Regions from separate parts of the Homo sapiens genome. Here region 2 is linked to region 1. A link is an interaction called in ENCODE POLR2A ChIA-PET data of the cell type or tissue named here. Cell type or tissue: MCF 10A. All regions are shown on one strand. Each heading gives the region's core, and the rest is flanking DNA. Links, peaks and the distances in the headings are about the cores only.

Region 1 (4,395 bases), core at 171-4,170:
CCAAATGAAGGGTGGAAATAGGAATGAAAACACAAAACCCGCTCTGCTGTATAACCTGTGAAATAAGAGAACAGGAAGCTCTGTCCAAGAGGGTAGGGAGAGACTAAAATTCTTAAGTAAGATGGACAAGGTGACCAGTGAAGTCACTAGGCCATGGGAGCTCTCAAAAGGCACACTTGCAGGAATGGAAGGGGTTAAAGCTTCAAGTAGAAACAAAATGAATTTTCAATAAATACGGATAAATATTTGCTTCAGGTGCTCCTGAGGGTTAAAAAAAATTTAGTCTCATTTTTCTCAGTGAATTTTAAGACAAAATTGGTATCATGTGAAAAATGGGGTCATGGTTCAATCTGGCCTGACTGCAGCATCCACGGCATTGTGGAAATGCTCGCCTTGGCCGAGACACGTGAAGTCCCACCGCACAGGTGGCTTCAGGAGGCCTGAGGAGACAATCACCTTCACTGTGTTGAATCACTTTCCCATGGTACACGCCCACAGTGCCCAGGAGCTACCAAGACCAACCATAATGGGGGCAGACAAGGCAGATTTTTCTTAAAAAGCTGTAAGCAAACAGTCTGGTTCCAGGCAGTATGCGTCAAACTGGAATTCAATGGAGTTCAGAGGAACCAGATTACTTTCTAAGACAATCAACATATCTGTTGCCTGCCTACTTGGGGGAAGTGGAAGGAATCAACACGTTAACAGCTGGCTTAGGAAGGCCACAGGACTAAGGGAAAGACTGTAAGGTTGAGATTCTGTACTTTCAGGTTTCTAATATACTTTATATTTAGATAGGAACTACTGAGTTTGGAGGCACAGTCCATGCACAAACACAATGTCCTAACACAAGGTACAGCAATAGCGGTAACACCTGAATTGCTAGCCTTCTGGCCCAGCTTTCCCTTGTAAATAAGGACCCCACATGATCGAACAGTCTTTGCCAAGCAAGGATTGGCAACAGCACCAGAGCCTGAGTCGCGAAAGGGAAGTGTGGAGCTCCAAGCAGTTGGATGCCACATAAGTAGACACATGTTGTTTCCTCATTGAAGGGAACACAAAGAGCAGTTTCTGGAACACATACCCCTCCCCACAAGCTAGGCTTGGCACCAGGGTGGCTTTCCTACGAAGACCACATCATAAAAGCTAATGGCTAAGGGAAAGGATTCAGCATGATGTAACAGGAGAAAACACACTTATCAGTACACTTAGGCTGCCAGATGCTGGCTGAAAGCCAGGACCCAGGGCCAGCTGCAGCAGGCTTTGTGCCTGAGAAACGCTAATAATAAAAAGAGGAGTGTCAGGGTGGCAAGGTGATGTTTTGAAATTAGGATTTAAATTTCAAAACAAAACAAAGGCAAAACAAAAATCCTCTTTCCACTGATGAGAAATCACCAAAAATCCCTATTTAAATGGTGCCATTTGAAATAAACTTATTTTGACATCTCCTATGCCCAGGCCATGGTTGAGACTAGTAACTTTCTGTATCAAGCAAAGAAATGCTCTACTTGGTTACACCTTAATCTCAGAAATGAAGTGAAAGTAAAAACCCAAGCCCTATTTGGGTGACACATGAAGAAGACAAGTGCAAAGGATGGAGCTGTTTCTGAGGTCAGCCATGCGTCAAGAAGTCAAGTACATGATTCTCAACTCCATCACCTGCCAATAGCCAGGAAGAGGAATATATGTCACCACAAGGAAAAAAACATTTCTAAAAAGAACTGTTATTGGAATTCCCTTCCAGAATCAATTTCCACATTCTACAAATATGGGATGAGTGTGCTCAATGTGCTTTGGAAGTAAAAAGAAGCCCATAGGGAAAAAACAGTATCTTTTGATGCTTGCTTCAAAGATTTCTCACAATATTGGCATCTTAGAATTCCCTACTGGCCCCCTAGTGACACCAGGGAAAGGGTTCCACAAGTATTTCTAAGCAGCTTCTGATTTCTGTAGGCACCTGAGCTTTGTAAAAGAAACAGAAAGTCAGACAGGTTTTAGGACTTCACCACATATGAAAAAAAAAAAAGAAAAGAAAAAAGGTAGAAGAAAAAAGCAGCCTGTAAGTGAATGGAAAAGGCAGTTTCCAAGTACCATGTTCTAAGGGAAGAAAGAGGAGAATAAATATGTTTTTTGGCAACTTGCCACCAAATATGATTGATTGTCAGAAATTTCCACAATCAGACACAAAATGTTTTCTGAGACACACAAGAAGCACTCCAAAGACCAATGGACACTACTAGGCGGTCAGATGTTGGCTGCATAAACATTATTTCACAATGACCCGGCACACAAATGTGGAATAAAATCCTTTGTTGGGTAACTTTCCTCAGCCATAAAAGGCAAGAGGGGGCCAGGCACTGGCATTTCTGCAGAGCTGTCACAGGTCCTCTGTGGTTTTAAGAGAAGGGGAAAAACAGTTACTTTTACCCCGACAGCACCTGAAGCATGAGAGTCTAAAACCCTCCACCTTTGCAACTTACATATGCCCTTTCATTTTTTAACTCCAAGAAGGCCACATAAAGATTTACAGGGGGCTCTTCAGTTTCTTTTGGGAAGTTACTGATGTTAGTCTATTCTCTAACTTCTTGGTCTAGTTACCAGCAAGGTAGAAAAAGGCAGCCCAGCCCCTGTTAAAACACAGCAACAACTTTATCTGAACCAGGATGGAAATCTCTCCCTTTTTTTGTCAACAGAGTTGGCTATATAATATATATATATATATTTATATATAATTTTTTTTCTTAATGGAGATTTGATCCCAGCCTGGAGTGACTTCGGTTGGGAATTAAAGAGTTTTGGCTTCTGGGAGTAATTTTGTTTTCCCAATTCTCAGTCCAAATGCTTACACACTGGAAAATTCCAAATTAAAAGCCACAGAAAAGGAAAGGGGTTTAGAACACATTATCTCTTTGCTCGTACAAAGTACAAGGCGTTTGTTTTTGGATAGTACTTCACATTCTGTTTCTTGTCCATGAGTCCTCCAAATATGATGAGTTCACCCCTGCCTTGTACCACGGTATGCAGGCTGGTTTCAGGAGGTCCAACCACAGAACTGCTATTAAATACTTTCCATTTGACCCGCCCCTTCTCCTTGGTGTCTTTAATGTCCAGCACGTACATCTGCATGGGCTTGCAGTTCATACTCTGGTATAGGGGTTTGCCAACATTTAGGGACTGTGGAGGGTGGTGGCCCAGGCGGCGAGCAATGGGAGGTAAGGAATGTCCATCTCCTTGGGCAGGCCCTGGGCGAGGGATGGGCACTGTTTCTCCACTGCTCAAACTCTGGCTCCCAGGAGAGCCTGGAGAAGACCCAAGAGGAGGACTTAGTGCTGCAGAGGCCGAGGGGCCTTTGGAGGACATCGCTTTGATGGCTTCCAGACTCCGACGCAGGGCACCTGGGGAGACGGCCCCTGCAAGGGCACTGGCCACGTGAGGTGGGGTATGCACACCATTTGTCTGTTCAGGAGGGTGTCTCATACTTCCCCCAACTGTCCTATTGTCCATGCCATCCATGGGATTACTACTGGAAGCGGGTTTCAGATCCCAATTCAGATCTATGGATCCTAATCTCAGATCTTTCTGATCTGGTAGTGATCCTCGTCGGGGGGCCAAAGAAAGTCCTATTTTCAGGTCGTATCCTTCAGGAGCAGATGGAGTACTTGGAGATATGGCCTGTACAGGACTGTCCAAAGAAGAGCCACCCACAGCTGCCGTTCCTGGAGACAAACTCCCACCATTGAGGATAGGAGAGCCGTCTCCTCTGGCTGGGGAAAGGCTCCCTTCCCGGGAACCTGAAGGAGTCTGCCTTTGAGCCCTGGGTCTCAGTGTTCCCCAGCGGCCGTTAACACAAGGAGCTTCATCCATGCTTCTTACTGGAGACTGAGAGCGGTACTCTCGGGTTTCAGGAACGAGAGCTGGAGGAGTGGCACTGATAGGTGATGGGCGAGAGTTCAAACTGGGGCTGAGTGGGGCTCTCCCACTAGGAGCCTGGCTGAAGACCACCACACACTGTCCCACCTGGAAGACAAAGGACCAGTGCTCACACTCTTCTATGATTCTGATTGTTCATTCAACTGTCAAACATTTTATCATGAGCATCTGTCATGTGCCAGACATTTTGTAGGTACCTGAGATATGAAGATGAAAATGATGTAGTCTGCCCTCTAGGCTAGAAGTCAGACATGGGAACAATCGCTGCTTTGTGTGACATATGCTATCATTAGAGATATGTATACAGAAGGGGTGGGGAGAAGGGAACAATCAATTTTTGTTAGAAGGAGAAGGGAAAGTTTCACAGACAAACAGATGCTTAAAGTTGGGACTTACTGAATGAGTAGGGCCCCTGTAAGTTTTCCCATTTAGTGAGAAATGCCAAAGGAGCTATGGCTAATGTTCACC
Region 2 (4,395 bases), core at 162-4,161, 59 kb after region 1:
CATGCCCAGCTAATTTTTGTATTTTTAGTAGAGACAGGGTTTCACCACAGTGGCCAGGCTGGTCTCGAACTCCCCACCTCAGGCGATCCACCCGCCTAAGCCTCCCAAAATGTTGGGACTACAGGTATGAGCTACCATGCCCAACCAGGAAAAGTTTTCTAAAAGATGAGAGGCCAGGCGCAGTGGCTCACACCTGTAATCCCAGTGCTTTAGGAAGCCAAAGCAGAAGGATAGCTTGAAGCCAGGAGTTTGAGACCAGCCCGGGCAACATAGCAAGACCCCATTTCTCTGCAAAAAAATTAAAAATTAGCCAGGCATGGTGGTCTGCACTTGTAGTCCTAGCTACTTGGGAGGCAGAGGAGGGAGGATCACCTGTGCCCAGGAGTTCAAGGCAGCAGTGATCATGCCTATGATCATGCCATGCCACTGCACTCCAGCCTGGGCAAGACAGTGAGACCCTGTCTCTTAAAAAACAAGCAAAAAAAAAAAAGACGAACATATAACAATGGAGAGGAATTGATTATGGAATCATAACCTGTCTTGGTCCTAGAGCTAATAAGCAAGATTGCAGGATACAAGGTTAGCATACAACAATGAACAAGTAGAATTTGAAATTAAAACACATAATTTGAAATTAAAACACATATACATTCGCACCAAAAAATGAAATACTTAGATATAACAAAATACATACAAAATCTATATGAGGAAACCCATAAAACTATGATGAAAGAAATCAAAGAACTAAATAAAGAGATAGTCCATGTTCATGGATAGGATAAGAAGACTCAATATTGTCAAGATGTCAGTTCTTCCCAACTTGATCAACAGATTCAATGCAATCCTAGTCAAAACCCCAGCAAATTATTTTGTGAATATCGACAAACTGTTTCCACAGTTTATGTGGAGAAGCACAAGACCCAGAATAGCCAAGAAAACATGGAAGGAGGAGAACAAAGTCAGAAGATTGATACCACCTGACTTCAAGACTTACTATAAAAGCTACAGTAATCAAGACAGTGTGGTATTTGCAAATAATAAACAAATAAATCAATGGAACAGAATAGAGAGCCAAGAAATAGACCCATACAAATACAGTCCATTCATTTTTTTTTAATAGAGGTGGGGTCTCACTATATTGTCCAGACTGGTCTCAAACTCCTGAGCTCAAGTGTTCCTCCCATCTCAGCCTCTCAAAGTGTTGGAATTACAGGCGTGAGCCACTGTGTCCAGCCTTTACTGATCTTTGACAAAGAAGCAAAAGTAATGCAATGCAGAAAAGACAGCCTTTTGCCAGGCTCAGTGGTGTATGCCTGTGGTCCTAGCTACATGAGAAGCAAGGCAGGAGGATCGCTTGAGCCCAGGAGTTCGAGGCTGTAGTGCACAATGATCCCACTTGTGAACAGCCATTGAATTTCAGCCTGGGAAACACAGTGAGACCCATCTCTCTTTTTTTTTTTTTTTTTTTCCTTTAGACTGAGTCTCACTCTGTCACCTAGGATGGAGTGCAGTGGCACGATCCCCGTTCACCACAATCTCTGCCTCCTGAGCACAAGGGATCCTTCCACCTCAGCCTCCAAGTAGCTGGGACTACAGGCACACACCACTGCACTCAGCTAATTTCTGTTTTTTTGTTTGTTTGTTTCATAGAGATGGAGGTTGACCATGTTCTCAGGCTGGGAGACCCCATCTCTGTTTTTTTTTTTTTTTTTTTTTTGAGAAGGAGTCTCACTCTGCTGCCCAGGCTGGAGTGCGTGGTGCAATGTCAGCTGACTGCAACCTCCACCTCCCAGGTTCAAATGATTTCCCTGCCTCAGGTTCCCAAGTAGCTGAGATTACAGGCATGTGCCACCATGCCTAGCTAATTTTGCATTTTTAGTAGAGACGGGGTTTCACCATGTTGGCCAAGCTGGTCTCAAACTCCTGATCTCAAGTGATCCGCCCACCTCGGCCTCCCAAAATGCTGGGATTACAGGCGTGAGCCACCATGCCAGGCCGGGAGACCCCATCTCTTTTTTTTTTTTTTTTTTTTTTTTTTTTGAGACAGAGTGTCACTCTGTCACCTAGGCTGGAGTGCTGTGGCGCGATCTTGGCTTACTGCAACCTCCAACTCCCAGATTCAAGCGATTCTCCTGCCTCAGACTTCCAAGTAGCTGGGATTACAGGCACGCGCCACCATACCCAGCTAATTTTTTTTTTCTTTTTGTATTTTTAGTAGAGATGGGGTTTCACCACGTTGGCCAGGATGGTCTCAATCTCTTGACCTCATGATCCACCCACCTTGGCCTCCCAAAGTGCTGGGATTATAGGCATGAGCCACCGCGCCTGGCCAACCCCATCTCTTAAAGAAAAAAACCTTTTCCAAAAATGATGCTGAAATAAATTAAAATCTACATGCAAGAAAATGAATCTAGACATCTTCCATGAAAATGAACTAAAAATGAATCACAATCCTAAATGTAAAACATAAAACTCCTCGAAGATAACAGGAGAAAATCTAGAAGACCTTGACTTTGGGGATGACTTTTTATACACAGTACCAAAGGCATGATCCATGAAAGAAAGAATGGCCAGGCATGGTAGCTCACGCCTGTAATCCCAACACTTTGGGAGGCCAAGGTGGGAGGATAACTTGAGCCCAGGAGTTCAAGACCAGCCTGGGCAACACAAGGAGACCCTGTCTCGACAAAGTATTTTTTAAAACATTAGCCGGGTGTGGCCGGGTGCAGTGGCTCACACCTGTAATCCGAGCATTTTGGGAGGCCGAGGTGGGTGATCACTTGAAGTCAGGAGTTTGAGACCAGCCTGGTCAACATGGTAAAACCTACTCTACTAAAAAAGGTTTTGTTCTTACTAAAAACAAAAATTGGCCGAGCGCAGTGGCTCACGCCTGTAATCCCAGCACTTTGGGAGGCCAAGGCAGGCAGATCACAAGGTCAGGAGATCGAGACCATCCTGGCTAACACAGTGAAACCCCGTCTCTACTAAAAATAGAAAAAATTAGCCGGGTGTGGTGGTGGATGCCTGTAGTCCCAGCTACTCGGGAGGCTGAGGCAGGAGAATGGCGTGAACCCGGGAGAGGAGCTTGCAGTGAGCCGAGATCACACCACTGCACTCCAGCCTGGGCAACAGAGCAAGACTCCATCTCAAAAAAAAAAAAAAAAAATTAGCCGGGCGTAGTAGCATGCACCTGTAATCCCAGCTACTTGGGAGGTGGAAGCAGGAGAATTCCTTGAACCCAGGAGGTGGAGGTTGCAATGAGCTGAGACTGCGCCACTGAACTCCAGCCTGGGTGATGGAGTGAGGTTCCATCTGAAAAAAAAAAAGAAAAACAAATTAGCTGGGTATGGTGGCATGTGCTTGTAGTGCCAGCTATTTGGGAAGCTGAATTTGGAGGATTGCTTGAGCCTGGGAGGTTGAGTCTGCAGTGAGCCCTGATCACGCCACTAGACTCCAGCGTGGGTGACAAAGCAAGACCTTATCCCCTCCCCAAAATAACTGATAAGCCAGAATTCATTAAAACTAAAAGTTTCTGCTCTGTGAAAAATACTGTCAAGGGAATGAGAAGATAAGCCACAGACTGAGAGAAAGTATTTGCAAAAGACATATCTGATAAAAGACAGTTATATAGAATATCCAAAGAACTCTTAAAACTCAACAATATTAGGGCCAGGCGCGGTGGCTCACGTCTGTAATCCTAGCACTTTGGGCAGGTGCTCAAATAAATTAAATATTATTTATTTATTTATTTGGTGGATCACTTGACATCAGGAGTTCAAGACCAGCCTGGCCAACACAGTGAAACCCTGTCTCTGCTAAAAATACAAAAATTGCCAGGAAATTGCTTGAACCCAGAAGGTGGAGGTTGCAGTGAGCCAATATTGTGCCACTGCACTCCAGCCTGGGCAACAGAGCCGGACTCCATCTCAAAACAAACAAACAAACAAACAAAAAAACTCAACATTAATAAACAAACAACCCAATTAAAAAATGGGTCAACGCCGGGCACGGTGGCTCACGCCTGTAATCCCAACACTTTGGGGAATGGCATGAACCCAGGAGGCGGAGCTTGCAATAAGCCGAGATCGCGCCCCTGCACTCCAGCCTGGGCGACAGAGTGAGACTCCGTCTCAAAAAAAAAAAAAGGGGGTCAAAGGCCTGGCATGGTGGCTCATAATCCCAGGACTTTAGCAGGCCCAGGTGGTAAGATTGCTTGAGCCCAAGAGTTCAGGACCAGCATGAGCAACACAGTGAGACCCCATCTCTACAAAAATAAATAAATAAATACAAAAATTAGCTGGGTGTGGTGGTACACACTTGTAGTCCCAGCCACTTGGGAGGCTGAGGCGAGAGGATTGCTTGAGTCCAGGAAGTCAAGGCCGCAATGAGCTATGA

What was found. Peaks named below come from ENCODE experiments on the same cell type or tissue, not always from the same donor. Only the 100,000 strongest peaks of a DNase experiment are listed, where the experiment ranks them.
Region 2: POLR2A ChIA-PET joins it to region 1 with 5 read pairs; 2 of 35 experiments call an interaction of 5 or more read pairs at or near these places.

The regions. Positions count from the first base shown.
Region 1 is chr1:16,247,772-16,252,166 of GRCh38, forward strand. It overlaps FBXO42 (F-box protein 42), which reads right to left. Exons shown (of 10, transcript NM_018994.3): 10 at 1-4,014. The coding sequence ends at 2,899. Among named protein-coding and RNA genes, the nearest start is that of CPLANE2, 13 kb to the left of the region's middle. In MCF 10A, for the core only: no CTCF peak of the experiment used is centred there; DNase peaks (open chromatin) are centred at 1,210 and 2,260.
Region 2 is chr1:16,307,046-16,311,440 of GRCh38, forward strand. The region is part of intron 2 of FBXO42 (F-box protein 42); the gene reads right to left. Among named protein-coding and RNA genes, the nearest start is that of FBXO42, 43 kb to the right of the region's middle. In MCF 10A, for the core only: no CTCF peak of the experiment used is centred there; no DNase peak of the experiment used is centred there.